Linked DNA regions of Homo sapiens: regions 1 and 2 are each linked to region 3. A link is an interaction called in ENCODE POLR2A ChIA-PET data of the cell type or tissue named here. Cell type or tissue: OCI-LY7. All regions are shown on one strand. Links, peaks and the distances in the headings refer to the core of each region. The heading gives the core; the rest is flanking DNA.

Region 1 (4,584 bases), core at 651-3,150, 340 kb before region 3:
TAATTTCCTTCAGTGCCAAATGTGGTTAGCCTCCTTCTTGCTTTTAGATCACGTGTTTGTGCCTACTCATTTTCAAGTGGCTCCTGAGCTAAAATAGAAACCTAAAAATATAAGGGTGAGTCAAGATTGGATAGGCTGCAAAGACTATCAGGCATTAGAATTAGAATGACTGTAGGAGATCCATAACAAAAGTAGAAAGGGAACTATTCTTAACTTACACTAAGAAAATGGACAAATACTTTATAGAACAACATTTGCCAACCAAAATTCTTCTGTGCTTTGAAAAACTGAGCCAATCCAGGAAAAAATTACCATGACTTTTGTTTACTAAACAGTCTATCCACTACTCTAGTTCCCAAGCAAGAACCAAACCAATATGTATGCATGTACACAAGTATGTCTCTAGCTCTGAAAAGGGGACAAAAGAACTTTATTAATTCACATTACTTTAATGGATACCTATTTTTATCTGTCCAACAATAATTCTCAAACATCTTATTCTGCGAATAAGCCTTCTCTCTACTTAAACCACATAGCTTTTATAAAAATGTCAACCCCACAGCCAAATAGATGAATCTAAGCTAGATCAATTAATCCAATTTCTAAGATTTTTGGACTAGTGACCAGCCATGTTTTTCCTCAATGAAGAATGACAGTGTGCAGTGAGAGAGAAAAGTAAACCCTAGACGGAGACAAGAAAAAGGGTCTTAACCAAGTCATATCCCTGAGTCATTCCTGAGGCCTAGCTCCAATTGTCCCCATCCTCAGTCTTAATAAATCTTCCATTTTTTATTTCCCTAAAATATTCCTTTCAACAAATTATTTTTGCACAAATTAGTTTAAATTGGGTTTCTAGAATTAGAGAAGCAAGAAGAAATCAACACCAAAGCTACCAGAAGAAAAGAAGTATTCAAAATCAGAGCTGAACTGAAGTAAATAGAGACAAGAAAAAACAATTAAAAGATGAATGAATCCAGGAGTTGGTTTTTTGAAAAACTTAGTAAGATACATAGGCCACTAGCTAGAGTAATAAAGAAAAGAGAGAACACAATTAGAAATAACAAAGGAAATGTTACCACTGACCCCACAGAAATAAAAAATAACCATCAGAAACTACTACAGACACCTCTATGCATACAAACTAGAAAGCCTAAAAGAGACATAAATTCCTGGACACATATGTCCTCCCAAGACTGAACCAGGAAGAAACTGATTCCCCACAGAGACCAATAACAAGCTCCAAAATTGAATCAGTAATAAAACGTCTACCAACCAAAAAAATCCCAGGACCTGATGGATTCACAGCTGAATTCTACCAGATCTACAGAGAAGAGCTGGTACCATTCCTACAGAAACTATTCCAAAAAACTGAGGAGGAGGGACTCCTCCCCAACTCATTCTATGAGGCCAGCACCATCCTGATAAACACAACAATAAAAGAAAACTGCAGGCTAATATCCTTGATGAACATCAACGCAAAAATCCTCAACAAAATACTTGAAAACCGAATCCGGCAACACATCAAAAAGCTAATCCACCACAATCAAGCAGCCTTCATCTCCAGGATGTGAAGTTGGTTAAACATACACAAATCAATAAATGTGACTCATCACAAAAACAGAACTAAAGACAAAAACCACGTGATTATCTCAAGAGAAGCAGAAAAGGCCTTTATTAGTCCATTCTCACATTGCTATAAAGAACTACCCATGACTGGGTAATTTATGAAGAAAGGAGATTTCACTGACTCACAGTTCCACAGGCTGTACAGAAAGCATGGCTGGTAGGCCTCAGAAAACTTAACAATCATAGCAGAAGGCGAAGGGCAAAGAAGCACATCTTACCATGGAGGAGCAGGAAAGAGAGAGAGAGTGAAGGGGGAAGTACTACACTCCACATCTCGTGAGAACAACCAGATCTTGTGAGAACTCACTCACTACCATGAGAACAGCAAGGGAGACATCCGCCCCCAGGATCCAATCACCTCCCACCAGGTCCCTCCCCTAACACTGGGGATTACAATTCAATATGAGATGTGGATGGGGACACAGAGCTAAACCATATCAAGGCCTCTGGTAAAATTCAACACCCCTTCATGTTAAAAATTCTCAGTAAACTATGTACTGAAGGAATAAAATAATAAGCCATCTATGACAAACCCACAGCCAACATTATACTCAACGGTCAAAAGCTAGAAGCATTCCCTGTAAAAACCGGCACAACACAAGGATGCCCTCTCTCACCACTCCTATTAAAAATAGTATTGGAAGTCCTAGCCAGAGCAATTAGGCAAGAGTAAGAAAGAGCATTCAAACAGAAAGAGTAGAAGTCAAACTATCTCTGTTTACAGATAACACGACTCTATATCTAGAAAGCCCCAGTCTCAGCCCAAAAGCTCCTTCAGCTGATAAACAACTTCAGCAAAGTTTCAGGATACAAAATCAATGTACAGGCCAGGCACAGTGGCTCACACGTATAATCCCAGCACTTTGGGAGGCTGAGGTGGGCAGATCACTTGAGGTCAGGAGTTTGAGACCAGCCTGGCCAACATGGTGAAATCCTGTCTCTACTAAAAATACAAAAATTAGCTGGGCATGGTGGCACATGCCTGAAATCCCAGCTATTCAGGAGGTTGACACACAAGAACACTTGAACCTGGGAAGTGGAGGTTGCAGTGAGCCGAGATTGTGCCACTGCACTCTAGTGCCACTGCACTCTGGGCAACAGAGAGATACACTATCTTTAAAAAAAAAAAAAAAAAAATCAATGTACAAAAATCACTAGCATTCCTATACACCAACAACAGCTAAGCCAAGAGCCAAATCAGAAAGGCAATCCCATTCCAAATTGCCACAAAAAGAACAAAATACCTGGGAATACAGCCAACCACGAGGTAGAACATCTCTACACTAAGAATTATAAAACACTGCTCAAGGAAATCAGAAACAACACAAATAAATGGAAAAACATCCCATGCTCATGGATAGAATGTCATTGAAATGGCCAAACTGCCTAAAGCAATTTACAGATTCAATGCTATTCCTATCAAACAACATTCTTCACAGAACTAGGAAAAACTATTTTAAAATTCATATGGAACCAAAAAAAGAACCTGAACAGCCAGAGAAATCCTAAGCAAAAATAACAAAGCTGAAGGCACCATGTTACCCAACTTCAAACTATACTACAGGGCTACAGTAACCAAAACAGCATGGTACGGGTACAAAAACAGGCACATAGACCAATGGAACAAAATAGAGAGCCCAGAAATAAGGCCACACACCTACAACCATCTGATCTTTGACAAAGCTGACAAAAACAATGGGGAAAAGACTCCCTGTTCAATAAATGGTGATGAGATAACTGGCTAGCCATATGCAGAACACTGAAGATGGACCATTTCCTTACATCATATACAAATGAGCAATGGGGAAAAGACTCCCTATTCAATAAATAGTGATGGGATAAACTGGCTAGCCACACACAGAACACTGAAGGTGGACCATTTCCTTACATCATAAACAAAAATTAACTCAAGATGGACTAAAGACTTAAGTGTAAAACCCAAAATTATAAAAATCCTGTAAGACAACCTAAAAAATACCACCCTGGACATAGGAACAGGCAAAGATTTCATGACGAAGACATCAAAGCAATCACAATAAAGGAAAAAAAGGACAAGTGGGATCTAATTAAATTCATGAGCTTCTGCACAGCAAAAGAAATAATACCACACATCTACAACCATCTGATCTTTGACAAACCTGACAAAAAGAAGCAATGGGGAAAGGATTCCCTATTTAATAAATGGTGCTGGGAAAACTGGCTAGCCATATGTAGAAAGCTGAAACTGGATCCCTTCCTTACACCTTATACAAAAATTAATTCAACATGGATTAAAGACTTAAATGTTAGACCTAAAACCATAAAAACCCTAGAAGAAAACCTAGGCAATACCATTCAGGACATAGGCATGGGCAAGGACTTCATGTCTAAAACACAGAAAGCAATGGCAACAAAAGCCAAAATTGACAAATGGGATCTAATTAAACTAAAGAGCTACTGCACAGCAAAAGAAACTACCATCAGAGTGAACAGGCAACCTACAAAATGGGAGAAAATTTTTGCAACCTACTCATCTGACAAAGGGCTAATATCCAGAATCTACAATGAACTCAAACAAATTTACAAGAAAAAAACAAACAACCCCATCAAAAAGTAGGCGAAGGATATGAACAGACACTTCTCAAAAGAAGGCATTTATGCAGCCAAAAACCACATTAAAAAATGCTCACCATCACTGGCCATCAGAGAAATGCAAATCAAAACCACAATGAGATACCATCTCACACCAGTTAGAATGGGAATCATTAAAAAGTCAGGAAACAACAGGTGCTGGAGAGGATGTGGAGAAATAGGAACACTTTTACACTGTTGGTGGGACTGTAAACTAGTTCAACCATTGTGGAAGTCAGTGTAGCGATTCCTCAGGGATCTAGAACTAGAAATACCATTTGACCCAGCCATCCCATTACTGGGTATATACCCAAAGGATTATAAATCATGCTGCTATAAAGACACATG
Region 2 (4,584 bases), core at 651-3,150, 1.5 Mb after region 3:
CTGGGACTGCCCTTGCAGGGTGGGACATCAGCTTCACTAAGGGGCTCACCAGAGACTCCTTCAAGGGAGCATTTCTTGGTTTCCATATTGTGTTTATGTCATTTTGATGAGCTGGAGTAAAACCCAAATCCTTTCGAATGATTCAGTTTTGTCTTTTTAAAGAGAAACCATCATACTTGGTGAACAAGGGTGGTCAAAAAAAGTACTTGAATATTGAGTGATGAGGTTAAAAAAAAAAGTTTCTTCTTGCTTGGTTGGAGACCCTTCCTCCCACCCTTATCCCCTTTTGACTATTGCAAAATAGCTTAGTCCAAGGAAAGGGAAGAAGACAAATGAGTGAAATAATGCCAGAGTTCATTATTGCCAGGAAAAACACACTCGGATTCAGTGAATTTGTTCCGTTAATGTCAAAGACTGTGATTCCCAATTAACTAATTTTAAGAAGCTATATCTGAAAATAGTTACATCAGCTCTAAAGTTAATGTCTGATGAAGATCAGGATCTTCAATTAAGAGAATAGGAACCCTAAAGAGGTGGTGATGTCTGTTTAAGATCATCTTGTTAAGTAAATAAATACACACTGGATTGGATTTTCAAACAGCATTTAGCCCCTTCAGAGAAGTTGAGTGGAGGTGAGAGGGGAGGTGACAATCCAGATATTCTGGCAATAGAAAATGTTCCACAAATCACTGATTTGTGTATACTCAAGTTACCAATGACAGAAGCATACATACTAGTGAATCTCTTTGGGATAGAGATGCTTCTCTAGTTCAAGTGGAATTAATTAAAACAGGCATGTAGTTTGCAATATTTCCAGCTCCCTAACTGAAAGGCTCCATGCACATAAACCAGAACAGCTTGAGCAGCTGAGAAAAGCTGGGCCAAAAATGACTCCACCACCTCTCTCCTTCCTCTCCTTTTATATTGGAATGGAAAGATACAATAATATATATTTTTTAAAAGCAGAACACTCATGGTTTCTGTACAATTGCAAGTGTGCTTTGATTACCTTTGAATGGCGTTAACATAAAAGTATATATGCTCTTAAAAGTCAAGATCATAACTTGCTAATGAAGTCGTGAATTATCCAGAAGAAAACTATGCACAAGCCCATGCTGAATGGCAGAATCTCTTGTCTCTAAAAGTTCAGTTATTGCCTTTGTAATATTAAAGCCCAACAGGGAGCTGGCGGGACACCTTTTGTGCTGTCTTGTCATGTTATAGGTTTCTGGTTTCAGATACAAGAGGAGAAAGGACCCTTAAGAAAGTAAAAAACTTGAAAAAAAAAATCAAACTTCCTTCTCTGAAAACAAAGGGTTGTTTTCCCAGAGATGATGGATAATGGCATTTCAACTTTCTAAGTTTTTGATAGAGAAAATGGAGGCAAAGCACAGAGGGGAAATAGAATATATTAAACAAACAGAATAAGGTGAAGTTTCAACAAGCGCTTCTCTCAATTTCTTTCTTTCTCTCGTTCTCTCTTCCTTTCTTTTTTTGAAATCTTAAACCCCATTTCTGGCTTGTATTTGGTAGGATTCCTGCTCTGGCTTTTATTAAAAACAGACTTTATGTGGTCAGAACTCTCCATCTAAAGCTGGATTTAACAGGCATGGGGATCCTGACAGAGTCTTTCTTGCCCTCTCTCAGGTGACCACCCCTCCCCCAGCCCCCTTCCCCGGGATTTCCCTCCCAAAGCGCTGAACCAGCACAGAAACTTGAAGGCTCAGCACAAAACAACAAACTTTCCTCTTTTACCCTGTACTTTCATTTCTGTTTTAAATTTGGGACTCTTTGCATGGCCAGATCAAGTAAAGTCTGGTTCTAACTTGAGAGTATTCTAGAAATTTCAAATAAGGCAACTGTCATCCTATAAATTCCCTAATGTAGTCTCATTAAGCCCTGCTGCCCATGTGCCGGCCATCCAGCTCGGGCTACTCATTCTCATCCGGCTGCCTTGTTCGTGCGAGCTGGAAAATACTAACGGCAACTCCACCCTGCTTAACAAGTCAGCTTAGCATTCAAAAGTTGATTTTTCTGAAGGGTACTGGCAAGCTAGCTCATCTGAAACCCACAGGTAAAGCAGTCAAGCAAGCAGGCAGAACATGCATGTTCATTCCCCAGGACAGGCACCACCAGTTTGCTCTGGTTTTTTCTCACAGCTAGACAGACAAAAGTAGCTCCTGCATGGCACTCCAGCCTTCCCACTCTCAACTCTTCCTCTTCCAATGGCCTCAATACCTTCCTGGTACAATGGCAGACACTTTCCTAGTCAATTTGAGGTTTTCTAAAATAATAAATTGGATCTTGCTTGTAGCAAGGCTCAATGCGGAAATTCATGGTTTTACATGGAAGGGAATTCTTTTGAATACTACAGTGCAGTGGTTCTCACGTGGAGAGGAATTTTACTCCCCTAAGGGACATTGGGAGTGTCTACAGATATTTTTAGTGGTCACAACTGGGGACTGCAACTGAAATCTAGAGGGTAGAGGGGAGGGATGCTGCTAAACATCTTACAATACACAGGACAGCCCTCCACAACAAAAACGTCAGTACTGATGAGGCTGAAAAACCCTGGGGTCATGGTCAGGAAATGGCTTTGGAAGCAGACTGCATGGGATTAAAGTCCAGCTCCACTAGGGACTGGCTGAGCAGCCTTGGGCAAGCTGTTTAACCTCACTGCCTCATCTGTAAAATGTGGATAACAACCTATTTGTTGTGAGCTTTAAACAAAAATGTATATACAAAGTTCTTAGGGCAATGCCTAGTAATATTGAGGGCACAATAAATGTTGGCTATTGCTAGTACTGCTATTACTAGAAATTTAGCACCATTCCAAATAATTTATAAGCCAAGTCTATTGAATTTAGAGAAAAAAAATTGGATTGAGAGTGTGTATATATCCTCTTTGCTTAGGACCAAAATGATAACAGTGGTAACAACTGTAGTCTTTACAGTGTATCAAACTCTTTCAAATACCTCATGTCATATGATCTGGGGAACAACCTTATTGAGTTCTCCCTGTTTCATAGATAAAGAACTCCCGTCTCAGAGTTAAATGAGTTGCCCAAGACCTTCAGTAACCCAGGTCTTCTGACTGCAAATCTCCTGCCTATTCTTGCTGTACCACCCTCTGTGTACTAGCTTAAGATCCCCCTTCTTCTCTTCTCTTCATTACGCTTAACAACTTGAAGATTAAAATAAAACGTAAGTGCCATAATCAGTTGGCAAGGTGGCTCAGGCTTCAGGGATGGGTAGAAGTCACATCTGTTTTTATGGTTCATATACAGTCAGATATTCCTTCATGGAGTATATAAATATTTTAATTCTCTGAATTGAATTTTTTAAAAATTAACTTTATATATGGGCTAATTTTCTTTCCTCTTTATATTTCTGATTTTGAGGGGGAAAAAAACCTTAGTACTTTATACCTTAAAAATCTCTGATTCTATTCATTGTGTATATTTTGACTGTAAGTATATGAAGGTGAGACTACAGCTCCAACTATGTGTGTTTCTAGGTCCATTATTTATTAGCTATATTGTTTCACAATTAAGCCTGAAAATCCACTTATAATTGTCAACACGTATTATTCAGATGTACAATGATCTATCTTATATATGATTAGTGACTGTATACAACAATCATGCCTATATTAAAATTTCTATGTGTAGTTTTTAAAAAAACAATTGCAGATCAATCAGCCAGATTTATTCAGCCTATATGAAAATTGGTAAAATTGAGTATAAGGATCACAGTTCAGAAGGCAGATGGATAAAATTCTCTAAGTCAGTGGTTTTCAAGAATTCTTTTGATAATGGAGAAGGCAAGACTTTAGTCCATGGAACTCTCATGACCTATAGAACACACAGCTTGCTACAATCCTCCATAGCTCTTTTGTTTCAAAGCCCTCAAATTCTCCCAATAGCTGCCAAAATGTCATTCATTGGGACGGAGTGTTCTTTAGTCCTATTTAGTCTGTGCCAATTGATAAATGAGAAATTTCAATGATCACAAGTGATTTTTAAATGGCATAACAGGGTTGGCAATTTTCCTATAGTCTCTGTTCATTGTGAAAACTGCAAACACGTACGATAAGATCTTTGCAATTTTCTCTTTCAAATAAATTTTGTCTGTCATTCTATGAGAAGAGAACCAAGGCGCACTACCCCCCCAATTTCTGCTCCATGCCTTACCTTGGGACACTGGGCGGGGCCCTCGTAGGCCTAGATGGAACTTGTGGAGGGGCTCCGAAGGAGTCACTGCTGCTGGGGAAAGGAGGTAATGGGCCTGGACGGAATGGGACTGGAGGAGCCCCAGAGTGGGGGCCAGGAGAGGGAATGGCAGGAGCTGGTCCTCGGCCGGATGTGGGCCTTGCGAGGGGAGCACTTAGTGTTGGCCTCCTTTGGGTTGTGGGGCTTGGAGGAGGTGACCTGAGGAAAAAGAGAAATCATAGTTTGCTCACTCCTCCTTTCTGTCTGAATTAATCTCTAAAAATGTTTTGTAACTTCCTGCTTTTTAAAAATTATTTTTTGACTGAATAAGTCCAATTCATGTCATGAAAGTCAAAGGGATAAAAGGGTAAAT
Region 3 (4,584 bases), core at 1,500-3,999:
GTTGTAAAGCCGATACAATGATGATAACATAGTTCAGCAGACTAACGCTGATGAGCAATATTAAGTCTTTCGCTCCTATCTGATGTATCTGGCGGTAACATTCTAGTTTATGCCCCGAAAAGGGGAATATAGCCATTCTATAATGTTTGGAGATTTTGGATTACTCCTAATTGTATGCAAGTTGTCTTACTGTGTATTGTCCCTTAATTTCAGGACTCAGAATTCATGATTGAAGAAATGCAGGTTAGTTTAAACTTTGAAGGAAATTTTTAAGGTGGCAAAAGGTTTTGGTGGCATATACACCTTAATCTGTAGATGGGAGTGATTAGCTGTTTAAAAGTTAAAATGTGACTGAGAAGGAAATTGAGTAGGGCAAATTTTAAATGGGTATTATTTTTCATCTTCAAACAGGCAGACCTGTTATCCTAAACTAGGTGAGTCAGCTTTTGGTACATGTGATGATTTTCAGTGTAACCAATGATGTAATGATTCTGCCAAATGAAATATAATGATATCACTGTAAAACCGTTCCATTTTGATTCTGAGGTTACTCTACTAACAAGCATCACACATTTGTATTTTGCCCTGATTAATATGTTGGCTTCGCTTTCAGGGTTTTTAATGACCACAACAAGCAAGCATGCAGCTTACTGCTTGAAAGGTGAGGATTGGAAATGTTGGGACTATTATAATTGCAGAATACATGATGATCTCAATCCAACTTGAACTCTCTCACTGATTACTTGATGACAATAAAATATCTGATATTCTGCATTCCCATGTAGCATTTTAATTGAAGTCTGTAAATGTGGCTAAAAGTCTTGTCTTATTTTTTGAGACAGGGTCTTGCCTCACCCAAGCTAGAGTGCAGTGGCCTTTGAAGCTTACTACAGCCTCAAACTTCTGGGCTCAAGTGATCCTCAGCCTCCCAGTGGTCTTTGTAGACTGCCTGATGGAGTCTCATGGCACAAGAAGATTAAAACAGTGTCTCCAATTTTAATAAATTTTTGCAATCCATCTGGAGTGTGTAGTGTTTACTTAAAAAAGGACAGTGCTTTTCATCTGTTCATTAGCTGTAAGCATAAATCACATTCAAAAGCTATTATAACTCCATGGTATTTGCTTCATTAACACTGCAGCCAGTTAAAATTTTATGGGTATTTTACAAGGTGTCTTATGCATTAAAGTGCAATATTTCCTAATTCTCCATATGAGCAAATTGTCAGGTTTCATAGGCCCCTGTGCTAATTGGTTTTGAGCTTAAAGTATTGATGGAGCTACTTGGAGAAAGTCATGTTGAGTCTGAGGCTGGGAAAATAAGTTATAGAAAATACTATAGAAATGCCCAACTAGTGATAGGCATTAATGGAATTGGGAAAATCTACAATCCATAGCCATGGTGATAGGTTTTTGGCAAGCACTAAGTGTTTAGGGATGCCAAAAGTGGGTATAAAGGGCACAACTGGTTTAAGGCAATCTGTCCCAGGGAAACAGGACCAAGGGGCCAAAATTCCAAGATGGGTCAAATTTTAATTTCAGTGTCAGTACAGCTGTGCTTATAATGATGTCTTTGTTAGCAGTAATGGTTTTACAAATCTGTTTCTGGGCTAAAGCACTTTAGTCCCATTAATGATAAAACTTCAGTTACTCTCTGAATTTTCCTTTTTTTGAGACTGAATCCTGTTGCCCAGGCTGGAGTGCAATGGCATGATCTCAACCGCTGCTCACTGCAACCTCTACCTCCCGGGTTCAAGCGATTCTCTTCAGCCTCTTGTAGCTAGGACTATAGGCACCTACCATCACAACCAACTCATTTTGGTATTTTTAGTAGAGACGAAACCCCATCCTCCCAAAGTGCTGGGATTTCACAGGCCTGAGCCGCAGTGCCCGGCCTCCCAGGCCTTTTATGCTTGATGTTTTTTTCAGGGCCCTTCCCATTGTCATTTCACAATCTCATTGAAATGTCAGCTTATGCACTAAATGCGTGTAAGTTGGGAATGCCCAATTTTGTCTAAGAAAAAAGGCCTCCCCCTCCCCCAAATAAGCACATTCTTTCATTTCCTGGGGCTCACCCGAATGTCTCACACAGGCTGTAAAACAACTACCACCACCTGGCTGGGTGCTGAGGTGGGCAGATTACCTGAGGTCAGGATTTCAAGACCAACCTGGCCAATATGGTGAAACCCCATCTCTACTAAAAATACAAAAATCTAGCCGGGTGTAGTGGTGGGCTATTGTAGTCCCAGCTATTCGGGAGGCTGAGGCAGGGGAACTGAACCTGGGAGGCTGAGGTTGCAGTGACCCGTGATCCTGCCACTGCACTCCAGCCTGGGTGCCAGGGTGAGACTTTCTCAAAGGAAAAAAGAAGGCTGGGCGTGGTGGTTCATGCCTGTAATCCCACCACTTTGGGAGGCCGAGGCGGGTGGATCACACGGTCAGGAGTTTGAGACCAGCCTGACCAACATAGTGAAACCCCCATCTCTACTAAAAATACAAAAGTTAGCCAGGTGTGGCGTGCACCTGTAATCCCAGCTACTCAGGAGGCTGAGGCAGGAGAATTGCTTGAACCTAGGAAGTGGAGGTTGCAGTGAACTGAGATCATGCCACCGCACTCCAGCCTGGGCAACGGCGAGACTTGGTCTCAAAAAAAAACACACACACAAAACTACCACCACCTACCCCAATCGGTTACCCTTTACTTTTCATGTGACCACCATGACCTATTATGTGTTTTGTTCTTACTTCCCCCACAAGAATGTAAGCGCTTCAAGTTTATTCCTTAATGTTGGAAAAATGAATGAAACTGCAAATGTAGTAGATCAGTTTTTGGGGAGGTACCAAAGACAAGTTGGTAAAATACCTTGATTTTGAAGTGAAAAACGATGTTACATTTCAAAGTATCTTTTCGCCAGGTTATGGCTCAGGCTTCGAGACCAGCCTGGCCAACATGGCAAAACCCGGTCTCTACTGAAAAAAAGCGAAAATTAGCCGGGTGTGGTAGTGTGGGCCTGTAGTCCCAGCTACTCTGAACCCTGGAGGTGGAGGTTGCAGTGAACCAAGATCGTGCCACCTCACTCCAGCCTGGGCCTCCTAGGCTCAAGTGATTGTTGTGCCTCAACTACCTGAGTAGCTGGGATGACAGGTGTGTGCCACCACTCCCAGCTAATTTTTTTTTCTGTATTTTTAGTAGAGATGGAGTTTCACCATGTCAGCCAGGCTAGTCTTGAACTCCTGGCCTCAAGTGATCCAACTGCCCTGCCCTCCCAAAGTGCTGGGATTACAGGTGTGAGCCACTGCATCCAGCCAAGTTCTATTCTTTTTTTTTTTTTTTTTGAGACGGAGTTTCGCTCGTGTTGCCCAGGCTGGAATGTAGCGGCGCAATCTTGGCTCACTGCAACCTCCACCTCCCAGGTTCAAGCGATTCTCCTGCCTCAGCCTTCCAAGTAGCTGGGATTACAGGCGTGGGCCACCATGCCTGGCTATTTTTGTATTTTTAGTAGAGAGGGGGTTTCACCACGTTGGCCAGGCTGGTCTCGAACTCCTGACCTCGTGATCTGCCCACCTAGCCTCCCAAAGTGCTGGGATTACAGGCGTGAGCCACCGCATCCAGCTTCTTGTTCTCTCTTTTATATATAAGTGCCATTTGCTGAATCAGAAAACTTTTTGACAAGCATATTAAAAGATTTCAGTTGTATGTAGTAGCTCATGCCTGTAATCCCAACACTTTGGGAAACCAAGGTGGGGGGATTGCTTGAGTCCAGGAGTTCAAGACCGGCCTGGGCAACATAGTGAGACCCTGTGTCTACAATTAAAAAAAAAAAGAAAAAAAAAGTGAGCCGGGCATGATGGTGCATGCCTGTAGTCCCAACCACTCATGAGACTGAGGTGGGACGATCGCTTGAGCCCAGGAGGTTGAGGATGCAGTGAGCTGTGTCACACCACTGGATTCCAGCCTGGGTGACAGGGTGAGATGTTGTCTCAAATAAAATATTAAAAATTGGATCACCTTATTCAGCATTCTGTTGTTTAGCAGTTTTGGAATTTTAGTTGTTAGTAAATCTTGACCTTGAGTACACGTTATTTTGATATTCTGTGTGACAAAATGGGAAGTATGCATGAAGCACATCTGCCATAAAGTATGGATGTCTAGATTTTTTTTTCCCTAGAAAAAGTAGTTACAATTGTTTGAGATACAAGCTGAACTAGCTGCTTGTTTTCACAGAACATTTTTAGTTTGAAAAAACCTGACAAATTGATTATTCATATTTTAGGGGTAATTTTGGCAGAGATTTGCTCAAAAAAGAACAAGTCAGCTTGGAAAAAACTGATGGCATTTGTTGCCAATGATAAAACTCAAGCTTCCAAATGAAACCTAAAATTTTGGAAGGCTTGTATACACTTCTGTGCCCTTATAGCTTCCTCAGACTTAGACTTTTGTAATGGGATTGGTGGTAATATTAATTAATGGTATTTTGTTTTAGATATTGTATATCAAAATGTGTCAACATTTGGAAGATTTGCATAACTCAGTGAACCAATATTTTCCAAATGATCAATCACTGGACTGGTGTTACAAATATCACA

What was found. ChIA-PET counts read pairs that join two places held together with the same protein. Peaks named below come from ENCODE experiments on the same cell type or tissue, not always from the same donor. Only the 100,000 strongest peaks of a DNase experiment are listed, where the experiment ranks them.
Region 1: POLR2A ChIA-PET joins it to region 3 with 7 read pairs; 9 of 35 experiments call an interaction of 5 or more read pairs at or near these places.
Region 2: POLR2A ChIA-PET joins it to region 3 with 5 read pairs; 2 of 35 experiments call an interaction of 5 or more read pairs at or near these places.

Annotation. Positions count from the first base shown.
Region 1 is chr1:174,202,118-174,206,701 of GRCh38, reverse strand. All of the region lies in intron 1 of RABGAP1L (RAB GTPase activating protein 1 like), which reads right to left. Among named protein-coding and RNA genes, the nearest start is that of RABGAP1L, 45 kb to the right of the region's middle. RefSeq lists an enhancer at 1,715-1,764. In OCI-LY7, for the core only: no CTCF peak of the experiment used is centred there; no DNase peak of the experiment used is centred there.
Region 2 is chr1:172,388,419-172,393,002 of GRCh38, reverse strand. It overlaps DNM3 (dynamin 3), which reads right to left. Exons shown (of 21, transcript NM_015569.5): 20 at 4,194-4,430. Among named protein-coding and RNA genes, the nearest start is that of C1orf105, 30 kb to the left of the region's middle. In OCI-LY7, for the core only: no CTCF peak of the experiment used is centred there; a DNase peak (open chromatin) is centred at 2,032; H3K4me3 peaks cover 735 bases; H3K27ac peaks cover 472 bases.
Region 3 is chr1:173,860,334-173,864,917 of GRCh38, reverse strand. GAS5-AS1 (GAS5 antisense RNA 1) reads right to left here and starts at 1,670. Exons shown (of 1, transcript NR_037605.1): 1 at 977-1,670. It overlaps GAS5 (growth arrest specific 5), which reads left to right. Exons shown (of 12, transcript NR_002578.4): 9 at 214-243; 10 at 412-434; 11 at 614-661; 12 at 843-1,017. SNORD81 (small nucleolar RNA, C/D box 81) reads left to right here and starts at 696; the gene lies at 696-772. It overlaps SNORD47 (small nucleolar RNA, C/D box 47), which reads left to right and starts at 473; the gene lies at 473-549. It also overlaps SNORD80. RefSeq lists silencers at 2,190-2,319, 3,367-3,517 and enhancers at 2,571-3,287, 3,288-4,004. In OCI-LY7, for the core only: no CTCF peak of the experiment used is centred there; DNase peaks (open chromatin) are centred at 2,077, 2,697, 3,027 and 3,867; H3K4me3 peaks cover 539 bases; H3K27ac peaks cover 2,082 bases.